Regions from separate parts of the Homo sapiens genome. Here regions 1 and 2 are each linked to region 3. A link is a loop called in an ENCODE intact Hi-C map of the cell type or tissue named here. Cell type or tissue: Panc1. All regions are shown on one strand.

Region 1 (8,000 bases), 56 kb before region 3:
GTGTGCCTCCCGTTACCCCATCTGTCCAGTGAGCTCAGCCCCCATCCACCTAACAGGGTGGCCACAGGGATTACTGAGGGTTAAGACCTTAGAACTGGGTCTAGCACCCGATAAGAGCTCAATAAATGTTGTTCCTTTCCACATCAAACATTTTATGACTCAGTTTACCTTTCTTGCCTTGTAATAAGCAAAAGATGTCTGGGTGCATCCTACCCCAACTGAAGTGGTGGTGAGCTATTCAGAAGATCCTCAGGGGAGTTCACTGTTTGGGAAGAAGAAACAGTACTTGTTCCCTTGCAGCCTTGTTACAGCCTAGCTCTGTGCTCAAGTCACAAACAAGAAATAGCCAAGACTCCACAGGCAGCTATCTGGGAGTCTGGGGTAGTCAAAGAAATGGGAAGGAAAGGTTGGAGAGGTAGAGAAGTCAGGATAAGGACAGCATTCAGCACAGCCTGAGTAAAGGCTGGAAAGCTAAAAGGGATGAGGCCTGAGAGGAGGCCAGAGACTCACATAGGAGATCCAAAATGTGTTTGTAAAACCTTGCAAAGGCTTCCATGGCCAGACACATTGTACACACCATAAAATAGGCACTGTTAGCAATTTTCAAAAAAATGTTATTAGGACTCCAGGTCCAAAGAGTTCCATAATTCATACTTGGTTTGTGGTAAATGATCATCCCATCATCACTGGTCCATGTAGGGCCCTTCTGATGTTTTATTTTACCCTCTCCTGATCCACATGTTCCCCACACTCCTTTTCCCTCTTTACTATGAGCGCCTAACCCTATGTGCTGATATATGTCCCTGGACCTAAACTACACAGTGCTTTGTGTGTGTGTTTGTATAAATGATATTACATAAGAATTTCACTCTATTCCTTCTCTCACTCTGTAATGTTTTTCTATTTAAAAAGAAAACTAAGAAAATTTTTAGAGACAGGTTTTTGCTCTGTCACCCAGGCTGGACTGCAATGGTGCAGTGACAGCTCACTGCAAGAACTCCTGGGCTTAAGTGATCCTCCTGCCTCGCCCTCCCAAAGTGCTGGGATTAAAGGCATGAACCACCAAGCCCAGCCACCCTATAATGTTTTAAATACCTACATATGTGCTGTTGAAAAATCTCACTGTTGCATCCAACTGCTGCAAAATATTTCGAGTTGAGCATCCGCTGTTTTCTTTATCCATCTCCCCAGAGATGAACACCCAGGTTGCTTCCAACTCCCTCTTACCACAAACAACACTGTGATTGATGAACATTTTTGTACATGAAACTTATGGGCCTATGTGAGCATTTCTTTGGGCTCTAAATCCAAGAGTGGAATTACTAGATCACAGGGCAGGTTTTGAATTTCATTAACTTCTTCCAGAATGGCTTTCACCAACGGTGAGTGAAGGATGCTGTTTCCCGACATCTTCATCAGATTTTTCATCATCTGATTTTGTAACTTTGCATTCAGTGTGGGTGTAAGGTGGCAAGTTGTTTTAATTTGCATTTCTCTGTTAATCCTGAAATTTATAACTTCCTTCTATACTAGTCAGCCATTTGAGCTTTCCTTTCTGTGACTTCCTTGTTCATATCTTTTGTTCATTTCCTACTGGGCTTCCTGTCTTTTTCTCATTGATTTGCAAGAGTAGTTTATAAATTTTAGATATTAATCCCTTTTGGATGTTGATGTTCCAGGTATATTCACCTAATATATTTGCCTTCTGTCAAGTTTATCTGTGACAGTACTCAAACTTCAGCAGGCATCAGAATGTCCTGGAAGGCTTGCTAAAACACAGATGTCTGAGCCCCACTCCTAGAGATTCTCCATAAGAGAAGGGGAAGGGCCTGAAAATTTGCTTTTTCTTTTTTGGGGGGACAGAGTCTTGCTCTGTCACCCAGGCTGGTGTGCAGTGACGCAATCTCAGCTCACTGCAACCTCTGTGCCTCAGCCTGCTGAGTAGCTGGGATTACAGGCATGCGCCACCATGCCTGTCTAATTTTTGTATTTTTAGTAGAGATTGGGTTTCACCATGTTGGCCAGGCTGGTCTCAAACTCCTGACCTCAGGTATCTGCCCTCCTCGGCCATCCAAAGTGCTGGGATTACAGGCATGAGCCATCGTGCCTGGCCAATAATTTGCATTTCTAACAAGTACCCAGGTGATGCTGATGGTCCAGGGACCGCTCTGAGAACAACTGATTTGTGATGGCTTCCATTGGGCAAACTTGTTCTATTGAGCAAATTCCTTAATTTTGAGGTTGTCGATTTTATTTATTTTCATTTTCTGGATGAAGGAACTGGAGTTCAAGAGGTGAAGTGAATACCCCAAGGTCACACAGTGAGCTGGGCTTTGGACTCATGTCTGGCTAACCCAGAGCCCATGTCCCTAGCCTCTCTACTGTCCTGTCTCTGAGACTTTGGGATGTAGTGGCCGTAGCCTGAGGCATTCCGACCTGAGGCTACAGGGAGCCTTAGTAAGTTCCTGAGCAAGGCAGCCGGAGAGGGAACAGTTGGTTGGGTAGGGACAGGGGCCAAAGATATAGGAGTCTCTCTTAAAGGCCTTGGGGCTTTCCAAGAAAAGCTCAAAAACTGCCGAAAATCCTAGCCACAGCACAGTGACAGGGCTGCTGAGAGGCACTGGGACAGACAGTTCTTACCCCACAGCTCCAGGGATGGGGTAATTTCCCTCACACCCCAAGGAAGTCCCCACCCGCTCCGGAACTACCCTCTTACCAAAGCCATGTAACCCCTTAGTTCCTGGGGTCCAAAGGGCACTGTCTGGGGCAACCCAGGCACTGAGTCTGGAGACTCTGGCCACACTTCCTCCTGTAGCATCCAGAGACCCTGCCAGGAATTGCTTCCCTTGTTGGTTCAGTTCCTGACATCACAAGAGGGGAAAACCCCCTAGGGGTGGGATAGCTGGTTCCCAAGGACTTCTAGGGGTAGTGCAAGTATGGAACTTCCCCACCAGCTGGATCCCCTGGGGACGGTCTTGGCCCAAACGTGAGTGGTAAAATTGTCTCCAGCTGCCGTAGATGGACGCCTCTCCCAAGGTGGGGCCCTGAAACTTCCTACCCACTCCCCACTTCCACTGGCAGCTCCCAGCAGTCCTTCCCAACTATGTGCTCAGGAGCAGGAGTCCTGGGGCCACTGTCATTCAGCCGCCAAGCATTTAGAGGGCACTTGCTCTGTGCCAGGCATTGCACAAGACACTAGAGGGAGATACAGCACAGTCTGCCCACTGAGGGGCACACTGATGGGGAAAACAGTTCCCAGATAATCATAGCACAAAGTTCTCAATTGTAAAGTCAAAGAGTGAGACACCAGCTCTTTCTGGGGAAGCTGGAAAAGGTTTCACAGGGGAGGTGAGCCATGAGCGAGAGCTTGAAGGACAAGGTTTTTGGTGGGTGAACAATAGAAGAGAGAGCCCTCCAGATGGGGACCCAGCACAAGCAAAGGCAGGGGAGCTTGAAGGAGCATGGCGTGCTCTAGGACTGGCAACCGGTTAGCACTCGTGCAGCACTTAGGCTCCCTGGCCAGAGGGTCGGAGGGTTTTTAATCCGAGCTCTGCCATCTGCTTGTTCGGTGACCTTGGGAAAGCCCCTAAAATGTCCCTGGGTCTTGGTTTCCTCATCTGTAAAGTGGGGTTGATAATAGCCTCACCCTCGTAGATCCCATAGATTGTCATGAGTCTTAAGATATTTCACGTAAAAGTATATGTAGAAAGTGCTCAATTAGTGACCATTGTGATAGCTGGAGGAACACGGAGTGTGTGAGGTGGGGGACGAGGTGGGTGGGTAGGAGTTGCAGGAGAGGAAACCAGAGAAGTGGATAGATTAGAAGCCCTTGAAGGGCAGGCTAGGAAGCATAGGCAATGGGAGGCTATCTAATGTTTGTTGTTGTTATTGTTGTTTTTGTTATCGTTGTTTGAGGCGGGTTCTCACTCTGTCACCCAGCTGGAGTGCAGTGGAACAATCAAAGCTCACTGCAGCCTCCAGCTCCTGGGCTCAAGCCATTCTCAGCCTTCAAAGTAGCAGAATTACAGGTGTGCGCCACCAGGCCTGGCTATTTCTAAATTTTTTTTGTAGAGACGTGCTCTCTTTATGTTGCCCAGGATGGTCTTGAACTCCTGAGCTCAAGGGATCCACCCGCCTGAGCCTCCCAAAGTGCTGAGATTACAGGCGTGAACAAAGGTGCCCCACCTGGGAACAAGCCAGGGGACCTGCATTTTCTTGAAGCGAATCAAGCTGCTGGAGAGGAGGATCAATAGGAAAACAGAGGAGCGTCTGGAAGCAGGGAAGTGGGGAGGAGGCTGGAACCAGGACCACATGAGAGATGGTAAGACCTGACTGAGCTGGGGTAAGAGGAAGGAAGAGGAGAGAGTAGGTTCAAAGAGGAAAGAAGAGAAAGAGAACTCTGCCTACCCCCACCCCCACTCAGAAATAGTAGCCCCTCACATTCTTTGACCAAATTCATTCGTTCATTCATTCATTCATTCCACAACCATTTATTTAGCATTTAAACCCTGGCCTCTTGGAGTTTACATTCTAGGAGTTTATATTACTATTAAATGTTACTAGGAGCTTCCAGATGCAGTAACGACCCAATCAGGTCTAAATGGCCAGAAATTGATGGCCCTCTTGGTGGGTCCTCCCACTTGACTTGTTGCTTATCCTCAGGTATTTCAGAGCAGGGGCAGAGGGGTCTTAAAGCCAGGCCAGCCTGTTCTGCCCACTTCCTACCTTGGGGAGTTCACTGTCTCCTATGGCAGCCCCTTCTATCCAATGCAAGAGCTAACATCCACCTCCTTGTCCCCCCACTCCCTGCCCGCCGTCCCCAGGGCCCCCCACCTGGCTTCTAACATCACCTTTAAGAGCCCTACACGGTATCCCTGATGCCTCAGCCACTGGGCAGCCCTGCAGCAACGTGCAGAAAATGATGCAATCTGCAGAAACTTCTCAACTTCTCATTTATATCTAAAAGCAGACTGTTCTCAAAAAAAATATTTTCAAAGCCTATCATGCAGACAAAGGGGGAGTGCGTTTGATGTGTAAAGACCTACAAGTAAATAAGACCAACAGCCTAATAGAAAAATAGGCAAATTATTTATACAGACAGTTCACAGAAAATACAAACGACTCTAAAACGTGTGACAAGATGTTCAACCTCACTCATAAGATAAATGCAAATTAACACAACACCGAGCAACCATTTTTCAATTAAGAGATTGGCAAAGTTTGGAAAAGTGTGATCACTCACTATGTGGGTGTAGGTGTGAGGAAACAGACACTCTCACACATTCCTGGTGGGAGAGCAAGTTGGTATAAACCCTACTGAGCAATATCTACCAGGATGCAGGAGCCCTTTGATGCAACAATTCCACTGCCAAGAATTTCTCCGGCATTTATACCCACACGAGTGGAAACCAATGTGCAAGGAAAGTCATTGCAGCTTTGTCTCTAATAACAAGAGTTTGGAAATAAACCAAATGTTCAGTGATAGGGGTCTGGTTAAATGAACTGTGGCTCATGCAGGCAATAAAATACCATGCAGCCATAAATAAGAACTAGGTAGCTCTGTGCACCGATACAGAATTATTTCCAAGATAGAGTAAGTGAAAAAAAAAAAAAAAAGCAAAGTACAGAACAATGCACTTTGAATAGTGCTGTATTTTTGTTTAAGGAGGCGGGAAATGTCTTTTAAGTATAGAATAGTTCTGGAAGGTACACAAAACAAGTTATAGTTGTGCTTCTGAGCTGGAGGAGTGTGTGGCTATAGAATAAAGAGGGAAGGAGACTTTCTCTGCATGATGTGTCCTAAATGTTATGTCATGAATATGAATTACAGCAGAGCAATTTTTTCAAAAACCACTATTCCAGTATTGTGGTATTTACTGAACTCTATAGACACTATCTGTTTCCATATCTGTCTGACCCCTCCAACCCCACGCCTACTCTCAACACTCACGCTTACACACACACACACACATGCACACACACACACACACGCACACACACACACACACACAGAATCTTGGAAAGGGAGGCTGGTTCTGACTCATTCCTACATTCCCTGGAGCTCAGCACAGCACCAAGCACAGAGCCTCCTGCCAACAATCATATGAGTGAACTATCTTGGAAACAGATCCCCCAGCCCCAGTCCAGCCTTCAGATGACTTCTCATCAGGCGTTGACTGCAGCCTCATAAGAGATCCCAAGCCAAAACCACTAAGCTAAGTTAGTTCCACATTTCTGACCTACAGAAACTGTGTGAGATAATAAATGTTGGCCAGGTGCAGTGGCTCACACTTGTAATCCCAGCAGTTTGCGAGGCTAAGGTGGGAGGATTGCCTGAGGCCAGGAGTTCCCGACCAGCCTGGGCGACATAGTGAGACCCTGTCTTTATTTTTTTTAATAGTTACAATTTTTTAAATCTCAATCCTGCTTCTTCTGTATAATTACACAGTTTTAAGTTGCTAAATTTTGGGTAATCTGTTACACGGCAGTATATAACTAATACAATCACCAAAGGTTTGTTTTTGTTTTTGTTTGTTGTTGTTTTGTTTTTTTGTCATTGTTGTTGTTTTGTTTTTGTTTTTGAGACCATCTCGTGCTGTCATCCAGGCTGGAGTGCAATGGGGTGAACACAACTCACTGTTACCTCGACCTCCTGGGCTCAAGCAATCCTCCTGCCTTAGCCACCCATGTAGATGGGACAATAGGCATGCATCACCATGCTTGGCTAATTTTTAAATTATTATTATTATTTTTGTACAGATGGGGTCTCACTTTGTTGTGTAGGTCGGTCTCAAACTCCTGGGCTCAAGCAATCCTCCCACCTCAGACTCCCAAAGTGCTAGGATTACAGGTGTGAGCCACCCTGCCCAGGCACAATCAATAAGCCTTTATTAAGCATTTGATGTGTATCAATTCCATGGTGATTGCAAAAGAAGAAGACATGGTCCTGCCCTTAGGGGAGCAAGCCACCTGCACATTCATTCCTAGACTCATTCCTTACTTCAACCAACATTATTGAGCATTTACTATATACCTGGCTCTGTGCTTAGTGTTGACCCATAGGATGTCAGCAATTAAAATACACCATAGAGGCCTGTAGTCCCAGCTACTTGGGAGGCTGGGGTGGGAGGATCACCTGAAATCAGGAGTTCAAGGCCAGCCTGGGCAGCATAGCGAGACCTGCTCTCAAAAACAAAAATGTGTGTGTGTATATATATATATATATAGTAGGACAAGAGGGAACTTTCTAGAGTGATAAAAATGTATCTCCTAATGGGGTTTAAGTTACATAAATATATATGCATTTGTAAAAACTCAGCAAATGAACACGTAATCTTTTGCCCTTTGCCTGTAAATTTACATTAAAAGAAAATTACTGTAAACAAATATTGAAATTGAACTCCAGTTAATAATATGTGTGTTGAGGTAATTTCTTTAAAATGCATCTTAAAAGATGAATTGATAGACAGATAGATGAACAAACATGGTTAAAGCAAGTAAAATGTCAATGGTAGAATGTAAGTGGTGAGAGTAGGTATTTTGTCGCCAAAGTCTTTAAATTTTGCTGTGTATTTGGACATTTTCATAATAAAATGTTCAGAAGGAGCAACACTTGATAACCATATATTCCAATTCCCTCATTTATTATCATTATTTTAGTTCCATAAATAAAAACAATGCATTCTAGTTAAGAAAGAAAAAAACAGCGAGAGAAACATCACACACCAGGGCCTGTTGGGGGATGGGGGGAAAGGGGAGGGAGAGCATTAGGACAAATACCTAATGCATGTGGGGCTTAAAACCTAGATGACAGGTTGATGGGTGCAGCAAACCACCACGGCACATGTATACCTATGCAACAAACCTGCACGTTCTGCAAATGTATCCCAGAATTTAAAGTAAAAAGAAAGAAAGAAAAAAAAAAACATAGAAAAACACTTCCCCACCACCAATTCCAATGTTCCTTTCCTCTTCAGTGACAACCTCTGCTTCTTGTTGGC
Region 2 (8,000 bases), 240 kb before region 3:
CCACTGCCACTCACCTATACCTATCTCGTGCTTGGTGCACCTCACATCCACCTTATGCCCTAAGCCAACACATGTACCGAAGCCCTATTCTTATGCTGCACACCCAACGCCTCAAGCCTTCTCCATGCCAGCACCCCATATACGCCTGTATCCGTATATGTGCCCCCAGCCCTCCTGGTGCCTGTATTCTTTCCCATCCCTGGTGCTTTTGTGCCATATTCTTTGTGTCAATGTCCACTTCATGCCCAGCACCCTTAGGCCCATCCCCCTGGGCCTGCATTTAATGTGCCCACTCTCCTCTGTTCATGTTCCTTTGCCCACCGCGTCCTTATGCCCCCGTTCCCACGCCACTCTGTTCCACTCCTCCAGCCGTCCTACCGCCTGGAGGAAGCCGCGTGTGTTCAGCAGGTGGCAGGTGCGCCTGCGCTCCACCTTGTTGGGCTGCGCCAGTACAGGCCCTGGCACAGGCGCTTGGTGAACACGCCCTCCGGAGCCACCCAGAGCTGCACACCGCGCTCCAGGTGAGGCGGCAGGCCCTGCAACACGTGGGCGCTGGGCAATGGGTCGGGGAAGCGAACCTGCTGCAACGTGAGGTGGCGGCCCCAGCAGGCGCTCGGCGGCCGCCCGCGGACTCAGACGACAGCGCTGGGCTGTGCGCCCGGTGGCTTCGCGCACCAGCGCTGCGGAGAGAAGAGCCACACGTGCAGCCAGCAGGCTGTGGGGCGAGAGAGGGTGCACGGGCTGGACGTGGGCGGCGCTAGCTCCCCTCGCCTTCTTACCCTCCCCTTCAAACTCTGCCGGACCCAGAGGTCGTCCCAGCCTCTACCTCGGAAATTTTGGGTGCTCTCTCCCTATCAGTGATGATAAGAATTCTAGTAATAATAGTAGTAAACAATAGCTTCCAGTATAAACGAACTGATAGTCGAGCTCTGCGGTTAAAAGCTGGGGCCATCTGTACAGTGAGGGCATGACCCTCCCAGCAAATCTTCTGGGATTCTAGGAGCTTCCTCCCAGCAAAGATTTTGATGCAGGTAGAAATAACCATAACAGCGACAATAACAACAACCTAGCAGCGTCTCATGAGAAACCAGCAATCCTGCTCAGTGGTTAGGGTTGTGGGCTCTGCAGCCAGGCCCTCGGATTCTAGTCTATCACTGCCACTTAGGAGCTTTCCCAGGGTTACCAGCTGTGTGACCTCAGGCAAGGTTCTTAACCTCTGTGTCCTGGTTTGGGCATATGTAAAATGGGAATAATAGCAGCATCTGGGGGCTGTGGGGAGCTTGGAAGGGTGCCTGGCATAAACTAAGCCCTCAGGAAATGTTGACTGTTGTGGCTATTATTGGGAGCCTGGGCTGGGTGCTTTGGGTGGGAGAGAGAGGTGGGCTGGCCCCACCCCGCGGCCGTCCCCAGTTCAGCACACTGGTCGGAGGGGAGGGGATTTCGATTCCTTACCAGGTTGCTGAAGTCATCGGAGGGCATTGGGCACCAGAGGTTTTTGAGGTCCTATGTCTGGCACCCTGGTGAAGGAGAGGAAGCAGTCAGGCACCATCTCACCCTGACCCCAGACCCATAGATAAGGAGGAGGCCAGGGAGGAGGCAGGGCTGGGTGAGGAGACCCAGTCCTTACTGTGGTCAACCAAAGGGCCTGGAGGAGGATGGGTGGTAGTAAGGAACCCTGCTGGGCCAGCCTGTGGGGCCACTCCTTGTCCTCATCCTCTGTGGCAAATCCGGAGCCATCCTGAGCATTGGGAGAAGAGGCTGTGAGGGTGGGAGAGGAGGCCTGTGACTCCTCAGGAATTCCCAGACTGTTCCCACCAGTGCAGAGAGGTCTGGGCGGACTGAAGGCCAGCTGGGGTTGACAGTGTTTCTGAGTAAAAGGGCTGGCTGTCCAATGTATTAGAAGTCAATATTATGGCACTGGGCTTTTGAGAAAAGAACTTTGAAGTTTCAGAGCTCAAACTCCCCCGCCCCCATGGAGGTAAAGAGAAAGTTGATGAAGATGTTGTAGGTATTAGGGCCAGAGATGGGTCACTGTGATAGGGAGAGAAGTGCTGGGGGTAAATGCGGAGGTGAGGGAGCTGGAGATGAAAGGTATGCGGGACAGAGCCAGATGCTGATGCGGGGGTGGGGGTGATGAGCACAGAGCAATGAGCTGTCGACGATGGCGGAAAGGTGATGGGGTGGAGATAATAGGGGTGATACAGACAGAATGAGGGAGACAGAGCTGATGGGAACAGTGAGGGAGCCGGAGGTGATGGAGCTGGACCCGATGGGGTGCATGGGGGTGGAGTGATGGACCCAAGGAGGACAAAGGAATGAATGTGGAGAAGATGGGGTGGCTGCAGACAGGGCAATGAAACTGAAGATGGTGGAGGTGAAGGGAATGGCCTGGTGGTGCTGCAGATGGAGGGAGGGCTGCAGGAGAGGTAGAAAAAGGTGGAGCGGGTGGGAGCATGGGGACAGGGCTGGAGCTGGTGCTCTGGAGGGATGAGGTAAATGATGGTGCTGGAGGTCATAGCCAGAGAGGGTGGGGCCAGTGGGTGACTTGCTGAGAGGTGACTGAGCTGGCAAGGCTGCAGGGGCTGGAAGAACACACTCAGCAGGTCTGACCTGCAGGCAGGCTCAGCCACTTCCCAGGAGCTTCCTTCGGACTAAAGGGCATGCCTACCTCTTCAGGGGGCGCCCAGGCCCTGGTAACTGCATCAAGCAAGAGACAGCCTGCTATTCCCTGGGCCCCAGGAGGAACCCCCTCAATTTAGACGATCCCAGATGAGTACCCCAGCTCATTGTATGGCCTCAGGCAAGGTCCACCTGTTTCTTGGCCTCAGTTTCCTCCTTTTCTTTCTTTCTTTTTTTTTTTTTTTTGAGATGGAGTTTTGCTCTTGTTGCCCAGGCTGGAGTGCAATGGTGCGATCTCGGCTCACTGCAACCTCCACCTCCTGGGTTCAAGTGATTCTCCCGCCTCAGCCTCTTGAGTAGCAGGGATTACAGGCACCCGCCACCACTCCTGGCTAATTTTTTGTATTTTTAGTAGAGATGGAGTTTCACTATGTTGGCCAAGCTGGCCTCAAACTCTTGATCTCAGGTGATCCACCTGTCTCCGACTCCCAAACTGCTGGGATTACAGTTGTGAGCCACTGCATCCAGCCAGTTTCCTCCTTTTCTAGTGGGGAGATAAACTGTGTGGTCTAGGCGTCCTAAATTGACCAGCACATGAGTTTAAGCTCAATGAGTCCACCACCCACTTTATAGATGAGCAAAGAGATCCTTGTTGCCAGACAGCCATCGTTGGCCATTACCTCCAGGGGCAGGATGGTACCTGGGCCACAGCGGCAGACACAATGTGGTCTTGTAGAAGTTGGAGATGTTGGCCGGGCATGGTGGCTCATGCCTGTAATCCCAGCACTTTGGGAGGCCAAGGTGGGTGCATCACCTGAGGTCAGGAGTTTGAGACCCCTGGCCAACATGGTGAAACCCTGTCTCTACTAAAAATATAAAATAATTAGCTGGGCTTGGTGGCAGGCGCCTGTAATCCCAGCTACTTGGGAGGCTGAGGCAGGAGAATCGCTTGAACCTGGGTGGCGGAGGTTGCAGTGAGCCGAGATCTCGCCATTGCACTCCAGCCTGGGTGACAAGAGCGAAACTCCGTCTCAAAAGAAAAAAAAGAACTTGGAGGCGTCCAGCTGGCTGCACTCACTCTTGCAGCCCAGAAGGTGGCGCTCTTGTTGAAGGCAGAGTGGAATCGTTTCTTCCAGGTGGAGGGGCCTCTTTGTTGGTGCCCTCCAAATGCTTGCCCTTGTGCACCATCCAGGCCTGGAGGATTGGGGATGGGGGCCTTGGGGGGGCATTTGGGGAGGAATAGCTAGGGCACTGGGCCGTGCAGAGGGATGAGAATCTGCCCTGCCCCTTGCCCTCTCTCTCCCTCCTTTTCCCTTTCCTTTCCCTCCCTCCCTCCCCACAACACATATTATTTGAGCTCCTACTAGGACCCCAGCTAGGGCTGGGGATTGAATGAGGAATAAGATAGACATGGTTCCTGCTCTCAAGCCTAATGGGAGAAGACAGCTGTAATCAGTTAAACAGAAATAACTATATTCCAAATTATGGTTTGTGATAAATAAAAGAAAAAATAAATAGAGTGATGGGATATAAAATCATGGCAGTGGTTTGCTATCTGCCGAGCCATAGAATGAAATCCCTACCTATTGTCATACACAAAGTGGACTCCAGATGATTTTAAAAACCACAGGTAAGAGAAAAAATGATAAAAAATTAATGGACAATAATGTAGGAGAAAATCTTTTAGGGTCAGAGAACATTTCTTAAAATGTAAAAGGAGTGAGACCCTGTCTCTACTAAAAAAAATAAAAAATAAAAATTAGCCAGGTGTGGTAGTACATGCCTGTAGTCCTAGCTACTTGGGAGAGTGAGGCAGGAGGATCACATGAGCCCAGGAGGTCGAGGCTGCAGTAAGCCGTGATCACACCACTTCACTCCAGCCTGGTGATCAGGGCTCACTGCAACCTCGACCTCCTGGGTTCGAGTGATCCTCCCACCTCATCCAAGTAGCTGGGACTACAGGCGCACCCCACCATGTCTGGCTAATAGTAAAATATTTTTTGTAGAGATGGGGGTGTCACTATGTTGCCCAGGTGGTTGGTCTCGAACTCTTGGGCTCAAGTGATCCTCCCACCTCGGCCTCCCAAAGCACTGGGATTACAGGTGTGAGTTACCGTGCCCAGCCTGGGAGGCTACTTTAAAGAGTGTGGTCAGAAAAGGCCTCTTTCAGGAGGTAACATTTGTGCTAAAACCTGGATGGAGCCTGATGAACAGCTGGGGAAAGGTGTTCCAGTAAAAGGAACAGCAAAGGCAAAGGGCCTGCAGTGAAAAAGAGATGGATAATTCAGGCAAGGCCAGTGTGGTCAAAGAGGAGGCCATCAGGAGATGTATTGCTACATTTCTCTCGTTCAGCACTGAGGGGGATTTAACTGATGAATTGCACTCAATCATGCACTGAGGGGGATTTAACTGATGAATTGCACTCAATCATTGTTCTCAGAGACTCCAGGTCTTGTTGGAAACATGGACACCAAAACAGAAAAGCCACAGTTCCTTGTGGGTGCCAGGAGTGAGACTTTTTGAGGCTTGATTTTATTGTCTGCAAATGTCTGTAGGTGTCAATACCACCTAACCTCGTGAGGTTGGGGTGGGTATAAGATGAGCTGGTGCATGTAAAATGCTTAGATAAGTGCCTGGCACACAGTGGTAATTTATTGTGACACTTATTGTATTAAGAATAACATGAAGATGACGTGGGCACAGGGCAGAGGGTGCTATCACCATGACTAGAGGTGTATTGGTTTTGTTCATGGCTGTGGTCTCCAAGCGACTAGAATGGTCCCTGGCACACAGGACACCCCCAGTATGTATTTGTTGAATGCACTGAGCTGGGCCTTGAAGGGTCAGTAGGAAGTTGAGAGATGGAGTGACATTTTTGGAAGAGGGAAGAGCTTGAGCAAAGTCCTGGAGGTATAGAAGGGCGTGGTGCACTCAGGGGTCAGTGAGCAGCCTGGTGTTGCCCTTGCTGGGTGTGTGTGTCTGAGGGTACAGTCAACTCTCGTTATTTGAGGGAGTTTAGTTATGTTCTATAAAGTTCCCATAAACACTAAATTAGGGACTAAGGAACCATTGCTCCTAGGGGAAATACAGGGCTAGGTCCCTGCCAGCTTCTGGTCATACCATTTTCATCAACCAACCAACACATAACCTTGTTTTCTGTGTGTTTCTGTTTGAGGAACTTTATTTAATATGATGTTGATTTATTAACACTGAACTCGCAACCAACAGCTCTAAACCTCATGCCTGAACGAAGCTTATCTAACTTGTATTTTCCCCAGAAGGCATATGACAGCTTTCTTGCACTCAGGAACACTAGACCACACTTCAGCTTTATGCTTGGGGGCCATTTTCAATCACCAACAAAAAAGCACAAAAACATAAAAAATGTGGCACTAAACAGACTGTAAAAAGGACACGTGTTTACATATGAGAGCTGAAATAAGAAGGCAGAGAATTGCCTTGTTTGACCTGAGCTTCGAATGTTCCTGGGTGGTTGGGGGGCAACTTACCTTTTTTGCCATTCTGCGCACATCCATGAATGGCCATGAAACTGATACAAGTGTTGCTTTGGGGATTACAAATAAATCATAGCAAATAGGATAATTTGCAACGACAGGATCTATGAATAATGAGGGTCGACTGTGTGTGGTGGGGGAAAGAGCAAGAGAAATTAAGGAGGAAGAGATAAGCTGAAGCTAGATCATGAATGTCCTTGAAGGCCAAGCTTTATTCCATGAGCTTTGGGCACCAGAAGGGTTTGAAGCCAAGGAGTCACATGTGTGTGACAGTGGTGGATTGAGGGATGGGTCAGAGCAGCCAAAAGGATGGGGAGGCCAGCCCCCAGAATCTCTTGCCTCTGAACAACAATGCTGTTGTTCACGTATATGCATACGTCTTAAGGGACAGGCCATGCAACCACCCATTCAACACTTATTGAGCACCTACTATGTGCCAGGCACAGTGCTTGATGACACCACCCTCAAGCGGCTCATGGTCTGCTGGAGAAGACAAACTCACACCAGACACTTAAAATTCACAGGGAAAGTTGTTCAATGAGCCTTCACCTTTGGAGTCAGTGATGACTTGGAAGAAGCACTGAGTTGGAGCTTAATAAATGCATTAAATAAATGAATGCATCGGGGGAGGCTCTCTCTTTTTTAAAAAAAAATTTTTATTTCCATAGGTTTTGGGGAACAGGTGGTATTTGGTTACATGAGTAAGTTCTTTAGTGGTGATTTGTGAGGTTTTGGTGCACCCATCACCCAAACAGTATACACTGAACCCAATTTGTAGTCTTTTATTCCTCACCTCCCAGGGAAGGCTCTCTTGAGCAAGAGATGGTTAAGCTGAGGATGGTGGGAGCTGACCAGGTAAAAGTGAAGAGCAGAAGGCATTGCAGGCAAAGGGAATCGCATGTGCAAAGGTTTAACGGTGATAAAGACATGAAACATTTAGAAATGAAAGGAGCTACAGTTGGGGAGGGGAGGGAGTGGAGACAGATGAGGCCAGGGAGGGGCAGTTCATGGATGGCTTTGAGGGTATAGTGAGTGAGGAATTGAGACTCCTTCACAATGGCAATGGGGAGCTATGGAATGATTCTGATAGGGGAGGGTCGAGGCTAGATTTGCATTTAGAAAGATCCCTCTTAAGGACTGCGGGGATTGCTGAGGGATGGGGGAAGCAGGAAGCCCAGGGAGGTCACTGCAGTTGTCCTGTGAGAGCTGACAGAAATGGGTTTCAGCAGAGGGACCGAAGAGACATTCTGCAGGGAGAGCCAGCAGGCCTTGGTAATGGAGTAGAATGAAGCTGGAAGGTGGGGAGTGGCCAGGGTTCAGATACCCAGGTGGCAGAAGTTTGTGGGGCAGAGCTGATGAGTGTGATGTTTGGGGTGTGTTGAGTTTGAGGTGCTCGGGGGCCATCCAGGAGACAGTAGCCAGCAGGCAGCTTGATGAGCAGGCTTGGGGTTCAGAGGAAGACCCACAGCCACCATGCTGAGGCCACGGAAGGGGACAGTGGGACATGAGGAAGTAGGTTCAGAAGTGAGTGCTGGGAGCCCCAGTAGAGGAGGGGACAGGATGGAGGTTGAGAAACAAAGGCCTGGGAGGGGTTGCAGGGCAGGCAGCAGAGATTCTGGAAGCCAGATGGGAGTGTTTCAAGGAGGAGGGAGGGCCTACAAGATGCAGACCAACCCAACACCATCCAGGAGCCAAAGAAGATGAAGACAGTGACATATGCTTAGATTTGGCAACTAGAGGCATTATCAAGAGGGACAGAAGCCGGACTGGTCATGGGGGGCTGGGAGGCTGAGAGGGAGGGAGTTGGTGTAAGGAGACTCTCCAGGTGCTTCCCACTGTGGAAGGAGGGGGAGGCCACAGAAGGAG
Region 3 (8,000 bases):
TCTCCTAAAGTGTTGGAATTACAGGAGTGAGCCTCGTGCCTAGCCACTCTGCCCATTTTTTGATAAACAGAATCATCTCATGCAATCCCATTTAGTGCGATTTGAAACCTCAAGCCTTTTTCATTTTAACTATGCAATTATGCCAGTCCTGTGAAGGCATGATCCCAGCCATCCAGGCTCAGGGGCTGTCTCAGTCACAGAATCCATCTAGCAATCAAAAAGTCACTTCACTAAAACTCAATTCTCTTTCTCAAACACTAGGAATTGCAAACAAATATTCGTATTTAAATCTACTACTATGAAAAATCTTCACCACACACTAAAGTACTAGATTGGTGCAAAAGTAATTGTGGTTTTTGCCATTAAATAGTAAAAGTAGTAAATGTTCCTCCCCTCTCCCCCATATAGGAAGCTTGCTGGACTTTCTGAAAAGTGATGAGGGCAGCAAGCAGCCATTGCCAAAACTCATTGACTTCTCAGCCCAGGTGAGAGCCTAACGAGGAAACGGGGAAGGGAAACAGGAATTCGATTTTTTTACTTGCCAAATATTTACTGACCACATACTATGATGATAGCAGTAATAATAATGGGTAAAATGTATTGAGAGCTCAGTATAAAACTATGTTTTTTGCATATATTTTATTATACATGTACTCATTCATTTAATCATCCTATAAGCTTTATAGGCTGGGATTTTTGTTATCTATTTTGGTATAACAAACCATCCAAGTCCTAGTAGCTTGAAACAACAGCAATTGTTATTTCTCATGATCCTGTGGGTTGCCTGGGTTCAGCTGGGTGGTTCTTCTGCTCGTCATGGTAAAGTGAGGTGCAGATGTTGGCACTTGCCCAGGCTAGAATGTCCAAGACATGGCTCAGCCTCCAGGGTCTCTCCACATAGCCCCTCACCACCCAATCACCCAGCCTGAGCTTCTTCACGGCGCAGCAGCTGGGTTCCAAGACAGAGCTGGACCAGGGGCCAAGCCTTCATGAGCAGGCTCTCATTAAGCCTCTGCCTGCATCAGGCTTGCTAATGGCCCATTGGCCAAGTCACATAGCCATGCCCAGAATCAGTGTGGGAGGGGACTGACCAAGGACACAAATCCCAGGGACCCCCTCAATGTAACAGTCTGGCCACAGAGTAGGTAATTATCATCCCATTTTACAGAATAGGAAATTGAAGCATAGAGCAGAAGTAAAGTACAGATGTGGAAACTGAGCCCCAGTGTGGTTAAGTGGCTTGCACAAGTTACTGTGCTAATTATGGGGGATATAGCAGTGAACAAAATGAAAATGTTCCTGTCCTAATAGAGTTCACAATCCAGGTGGGAAGATGAGTATTAAATAACCAAATCTCTTAGAGACCATGACCCAAGTGGTCCTGGCTGAGTCAAAAGAGCACAGTATCTAACAAAGTAAATAATGTTCACAAATCGCAAAAACACTGCTGAAAACCTAATTTTCTTTCTCATGTTCCCCACGCCCCTTGCAGCTCCTCTCACCCCCAGCCTAAGCAGTTTTTTCACTTCTGTCCTCTCTCATGCTCTCTCTGATGTCTGGGAAAACAGAGTGTAAGGACGGGGTGGTATTAGAGTGCATAGCTAGAGCATTTAGCCTGGTCCAGGAGCAATCAGAGAATGCTTCCTGGAGGAAGTGGCCTCTAGGCCGAGCCTGAAGGATGAATAGAAGTTCAGTAGATGAAGAGAAAAGGTAAAGGTCTTTTAGACAAAAGAAACAGCCTGTGCAAAAGTAGGTGAAGGAGTTCAGCCTACTCAGCAGGAGCCCAGGGATAGTGGGAGTTGAGTGAGACCCTGCCTGGGCCTCAGCTGGGCCTGCTGGAGATGCCAAGGGCAGGGCTCATTTGAGTATGCAAATTCAGGGGCCCAGAGGACACCACAAAGTGTAACAAAAGACTCTACTTTCAGAGCCTGGAATGCCAGAGGCATATGGAAATGTGTTTTCACTCCTATGGGCCAGGTCCTCTGGGAGACAATAGACTGGTCTGTTGCTAAATTATCATCTTCAAACTAGCAGAAGCCCTGCTGGGCAGCAGTCACCGACCAGGGCAAGAGCCACTCTGCCCGTTTCACAGAGGGGAAAACAAACCAAGGGAGGAAAAGAGGTTCTGGGCCTTCATCTGTCCAGAAGCAGAGGTAGATTCAGAGCCCAGGGACAGAAAGGAGCCCACCTGGGGCTTTGGTCTTCACCTCCAGACTCAGAGAGGCAGCTTGGAGCAGCAGGTGGAGAACTGGACCACACATGTGGGGTTTCTGTAGTCACAGCTTTGTGGGTGACATGAAATGTTATTCAGTAGCTGCATATATACAAACAGGTCAAAACAGAGCTGCTCTGACTGAAGCAGGGTGGGGGGCTTATCTGTGGCCTTTCTTTTGTCTCCCCCACCCCCATATAACCTTGAGGCATCCATAGGATTCAGTTGGAAGAGCTCTACAGGTCCTTCCAGCTCTGATGCTGTGACTCCCTGATACTCTTTGGAAGCAAACCCAAGGGTGCCCAACCTCATGGCACCCTATCTGGGGGTCATGAAATCTCACCGCCTTTATCAACCCGCAGTGCTTACACCTGGGCCCAATAAACCTACTCGTTATTCATTCAGTCAGCAGACCCTGGAGAAGCAACACTATTAGCATCTGGGCTTAGGAGTCACACAGAGTTTTGTTTTGATCTCAGCTCTGCCTGTGTAGCCTCAAGCAAGTTGCTTAACCTCTCTGAGTGCCACTTTCCCCCACTGGGAGCACTGGGAGCCACTCTTTAAATAAATACTTAACTATGTGCCAAACACTCTACTAAGCCCTTGATGTAGGCTTAGGGGATTCATCTTCACATGACCCCTTGGAACCAGGTGCTATTACAGAGAAGAAAAGTGAGGTACAGAGAGATGACACAACTTGCTTGACATCACAGAGCTGCAGCGCTCAAGCTGAGTTGGTCCAGCTCCAGAGCCATTTAGCTATTACCCTCTGCTGTCTCCTAAGTGGGGTGTCATCCCTGCCCCATCGAGCTCCTGTGAAAATCAGTAGCATATGAGCATCTGCCAGTGAGCATCAAACAGTGGTAACTACCAGCATTAGTCCTTGCTCCAGAAGAAAAGCAAGGCAAAAAAGCTGGGCCAAGTAACAGGTAAGTGCGTGGACCCCAAGCAGCGCTTTTGGAGCTCCAGCCCTGGCTCCGCAACTTGCAAGCTGTGTAAGCTGGGGCCACTTACCTATTTCTCTGGGCTTCAGTTTTCTTATCTGTGGAAATGGGGCTGATAACAAAAGTGCCTCCTCCAAAGCACATGGTAAATGTCACATAAGTGTTTAAGTATCATCTTATAAATAAGCTATGATGCCTTCCATTAGCATCATAACTTTTGTTAACTGTTCATCTAAGGACTCATAAATTTCCCACACTCCCAGGGCCAAGATGCTGTCTCACTCCACCCTGGCAACCTCATCCCCATTTCGTCCCCACCCCCCACTATTCTAAACAAAATCAGAGTCTCTTCCAAGTTTTTACTGAAAAATTTGGGTCTCTGGGTCTCCCTTGGGCATGACAGCTCAGGCCTGTAATCCCAGCACTTTGGGAAGCTGAAGCAGGAGGATCCTTTAAGCCCAGCCTGGGCCACATAGTGGGACCTCTTCTCTATTAAAAAAAAAAAAAATTCTTTTTAAATTTAATCTGGCATAGTGGCATGCACCTATAGTACCAGCTGCTTGGGAAGCTGAGGTGGGAAGACTGCTTGAGCCCAGGAGGCACAGGTTGCAGTAAGCTGTGATCCCACCACTGTACTCCGTGACAGAGCAAGGCCCTGTCTCAAAAGAAAAAAAAAAAGAAGAAAGAAAAGAAAAAAGCAAAGCATGGGTCTCCATTCTAACTGCCTCGGGTGCCCCCTGCTGTCCACCCCTTGCAAGTGCGCCACCCACTTGCCTCAGACCTTGAGAAGCCGGCCGGTGGTGCTTTGATTGTTCTGTCTAGTCAGACGCCCTCACTTCCAGAATAATTTCATCAGACTGCACCCAGCTGCAGTCTGCCGGAGCACTGGAGTGCTGGGTTATTTAGAGGCAGCAGGATGCACTGGATTGGGAGTCCTCAGACTGGTTTGAGCCTGACATTCAGAATTTTCCTGGTGGTGTGATCTGGAACAAGTGGTTCCATGTCTGTAAAACAGAGATTATGATCATTCCTGCCTCAAAGAGCTCAAGCCCAGTTTGTAAACCAAAAGTGCTGCTTTCTGGGCATCTGAGGGTTCATCTTCAACCGCTTTTGTCCAAACCCTTGTAAGTAAAAATGTCTGCAAGATATAATCCCTGTGTTTTCATCAGAGGCTTCTAGGGCTCCTGGTGTGAATAAGAATCCTCCACGCAGTCTGTTAGTCACTCAGCAGCCATGGTGATCTTTAAATGTACATCAGAACATGTCACGCTCCTGCTCGAAGGCCTCTAATATCTCCCCAACACGCTCAGAATAAAATCCACCCTCCTCTCCTGACCTACAAGGCAGTTCATGATTGGCGGCCTCCCTCTCAACTTCAACTCTCCCCACTCTCTCTGTGGCATCTTCTGCTGGCCACACTGACCTCTGTGCTGTTCCATGAACACCCAAGCTCTTACCTACCTCCACGCCTTTGCATCTCATGTTCTCTCTGCCTAGAATATTCTTATGCGACACACTTATTATTATCATCATTCAGATCTTTGCTAAAATCTCACCCCCTCAAAGCAGGTTTCCCTGAACGCCCAATCCAAAAAAGCTCTCTACAGGTCATATTTTGTTACTTTGTTTTATCTTTTTTTTCTTTTTGAGACAGAGTCTTGCTCTGTCGCCCAGGCTGGAGGACAGTGGCACGATCTCGGCTCACTGCAGCCTCTGCCTCCTGGGTCCAAGCAATTCTCGTGCCTCAACCTCCTGAGCAGATGGGATTACAGGCGTGCACCACCATGCTCATCTTCTTTTTGTATTTTTAGTAGAGACGGGGTTTCGCCATGTTGGCCAGGCTGGTCTCGAACTCCTGGCCTCAAGTGATCCGCCCACCTCGGCCTCCCAAAGTGCTGGGATTACAAGTGTAAGCCACCATGCCCGGCCTGTTTTATCTTTTCTTTATGGTACTTACCACCTGCAGGGGCTTTGCCGGGCTCATCACCTGTTCAAGCAACATGTCTGGCACCCACAAGACACTCAGTGGATTTCTGTTGAGTAAATAAGTGAATTTTCCCTACCCAGGCTGGGGCATGAGGAAGATATGAGAGGTATAGCAGAATATGACATGAACCTGGGTTGTCCCCAGAAAGAGAGTTGAAGGTGAAAGCTCTTCATAGTATCCTAGGGTTCGTGTGTGTGTGTGTGTGTGTGTGTGTGTGTGTGCATGTGCACGTGTGTGTGTATGTGTGTTCCTGGAAGAATAGGTCCTGGAGAAATAGTCCCATTGCTTTTTCCCTGAGAACATTTCAAAGTGCTCTCTGGAAGTCTTGGAATTCTAGAGAATCCCCCAAACTGGCCCAGGCCTCCTTAGGGATCCCCCTAACCTGAATGGGTTGATGGAGGAATGCCACCCTGAGCCCTGGGGCCCTCCCGACACAAAAGGGAGGGCTGGTGCAGACATTTCGCATTTTCTTCACTTGAACACCTCTCTGCTGCTTTTGGGTGGGGCCATCTTGGCGTAGGCCAGGTCTGAGGACAAAGGTGTCTCTGTTTGGGGTGCAGATTGCAGAAGGCATGGCCTTCATCGAGCAGAGGAACTACATCCACCGAGACCTCCGAGCTGCCAACATCTTGGTCTCTGCATCCCTGGTGTGTAAGATTGCTGACTTTGGCCTGGCCCGGGTCATTGAGGACAACGAGTACACGGCTCGGGAAGGTAGGGAACGCTGCCAAGCAGCCCCACGTTGCCCATTTGGATGCTTGTGAGTGTTGAGAGTTGATACTTGTGAGAGCGATTGGTAAAATGCAAGGGACTGCCCCAGTACTAGCTGTGCATTCTTGAGCTTGGTGGATCCTTCTGGATAATGTCCTGAACTTCAGAGTCTCACTCAGAGATTTTGAGGAGATTTTAGATCAGATTGAGAAGTACTGATAGATTTTAGAGGGAGTGGGCAAATATATGTCGAAATTAAGGGTAAGAGCAGCTTTGTGCATAACAGACAAAAATGGGGAGGGTATCCAAATGTCCATAGCAGGAGGATGGATTGTGGTATATTCACACAATATAATACCACGCAGTGATGAAAAAGCACAAACTGGCCAGGCTCAGTGGCTCACGCCTGTAATCCCAGCACTTTAGGAGGCCAAGACTGGAGGACTGCTTGAGCCCAGAAGCTCAAGACCAGCCTGGGCAACACAGGAAGACCTAGTCTCTACAAAAATTTAAGAAATTAGCCAGGCATGGTGGCACATGCCTGTATGCCTGTAGTTGTGGCTACTCAGGAGGTTAGGGTGAGAGGATCACTTGAGTCTAGGAAGCTGAAGCTGCAGTAAGCCATGATCATGCCACTGCACCCAGCCTGGTGGACAGAGCAAGATCTTGTCAAAAGAAAAGAAAAGAAAAGAAAAGAAAGAAAGAAAGAAAGAAAGAAAGAAAGAAAGAAAGAAAGAAAGAAAGAAAGAAGGAAAGAAAGAAAGAGAGAGAAAGAGAAAGAAAGAAAGAAAGAAAGAAAGAAAGAAAGAAAGAAAGAAAGAAAGAAAGAAAGAAAGAAAAGAAAGAAAGAGGCACAAGCCAATGCTAAATGCACCAAAATGGGTAACTCTCACAGGTATAATATCAAAATGAAAGAAATTAGACCAAAAAAAAAGAGTAGATGCCACTTGGTTTCGTTTTTGTGAAATTCTAAAAGAGACAAAACATGTAATTGGACATTCATGGCAGCATTCTTCCTAATAGCCAAAAAATGGAAACAACACTCTTTAATGTCCATCAATTGATGAACAGACGAACAAAATGTGATATATCCATACAATGGAATATTATTTGGCCATAAAATGGAATGAAGTACTACGCCAGGCTAGAACACAGATGACCCTTAAAAACATTTTGTTAAAGGAAAGCCAACATGAAGACCACATGTTGTATAATTCCCCTTCTATGAAATGTCCAGAAGAGGCAATCTTTTTTTTTTCTTTGAGATGGAGTCTTGCTGTCACCCAGGCTAGAGTGCAGTGGCTCAATCTCAGCTCACTGCAACCTCTGCCTCCCAGGTTCAAGCGATTCTTGTGCCTCAGCCTTCTGAGTAGCTGGGATTACAGGCGCACACCACCATACCCAGCTAATTTTTGTATTTTTAGTAGATAACAGGGTTTCACCATGTTGGCCAGGCTGAACTCAAACTCCTGACCTCAAGTGATCCGCCCGCCTTGGCCTCCCAAACTGCTGGGATTACAGGTGTGAGCCACCATGCCCGGCCCAGAACAGACAAATCTAAAGAGACAGAAAGTAGATTATTGGTGCCTACAGCTGGTGGTGGGGAGTTGGGAGAAATGAGGAGTGACTTCTGTGGGTTTTTTGCAGGGAAATGTGATGAAAGTATTCTAAAATCCACAACTTTGTAAATATTCTGAAAGCCACGGAATTATACACTTTAAATGGGTGAAATGTATGGTCTGTGAATTCTATCTCGATAAAGCTGTTAAAGAAAGAAACAGGCAAAATTTATTTATAGCACTAGAGGTCAGAATTGCAGTCACCTTTAGTTTCTGTTAGCCTAATATTTATTTATTTATTTATTTATTTATTTATTTATTTATTTATTTATTTTGAGACGGAGTCTCGCTCTGCTGCCCAGGCTGGAGTGCATTGGCGCCATCTCAGCTCACTGCAAACTCCACCTCCTGGGTTTAAGTGATTGTCCTGCCTCAGCCTCCCAAGCAGCTGGGATTACAAGCATGTGCCATCATGCCCAGCTAGTTTTTGTATTTTTAGTAGAGACAGGGTTTCACCATGTTGGCCAGGCTGGTCTCGAACTGATGACCTCAAGTGATTCACCCACCTGGGCCTCCCGAAGTGCTGG

The links. Peaks named below come from ENCODE experiments on the same cell type or tissue, not always from the same donor. Only the 100,000 strongest peaks of a DNase experiment are listed, where the experiment ranks them.
Region 1: a loop joins it to region 3, with 4 times the contacts of the local background. A loop is called at or near these places in 26 of 110 quality-filtered maps.
Region 2: a loop joins it to region 3, with 11 times the contacts of the local background. A loop is called at or near these places in 50 of 110 quality-filtered maps.

Annotation. Positions count from the first base shown.
Region 1 is chr20:32,032,033-32,040,032 of GRCh38, forward strand. It overlaps CCM2L (CCM2 like scaffold protein), which reads left to right. Exons shown (of 10, transcript NM_001365692.1): 10 at 1-148. Among named protein-coding and RNA genes, the nearest start is that of HCK, 16 kb to the right of the region's middle. RefSeq lists enhancers at 3,121-3,300, 6,066-6,135. In Panc1, a CTCF peak has its summit at 3,216 (motif pointing right); no DNase peak of the experiment used is centred here; H3K4me3 peaks cover 295 bases; H3K27ac peaks cover 1,631 bases.
Region 2 is chr20:31,849,160-31,857,159 of GRCh38, forward strand. It overlaps a transcript of DUSP15 not described here. Among named protein-coding and RNA genes, the nearest start is that of FOXS1, 7.6 kb to the left of the region's middle. In Panc1, a CTCF peak has its summit at 3,715 (motif pointing right); a DNase peak (open chromatin) is centred at 3,742; H3K27ac peaks cover 1,104 bases.
Region 3 is chr20:32,088,160-32,096,159 of GRCh38, forward strand. It overlaps HCK (HCK proto-oncogene, Src family tyrosine kinase), which reads left to right. Exons shown (of 13, transcript NM_002110.5): 10 at 409-485; 11 at 5,704-5,857. Among named protein-coding and RNA genes, the nearest start is that of TM9SF4, 18 kb to the right of the region's middle. RefSeq lists an enhancer at 2,864-3,659. In Panc1, a CTCF peak has its summit at 3,901 (motif pointing left); a DNase peak (open chromatin) is centred at 3,912; H3K27me3 peaks cover 312 bases.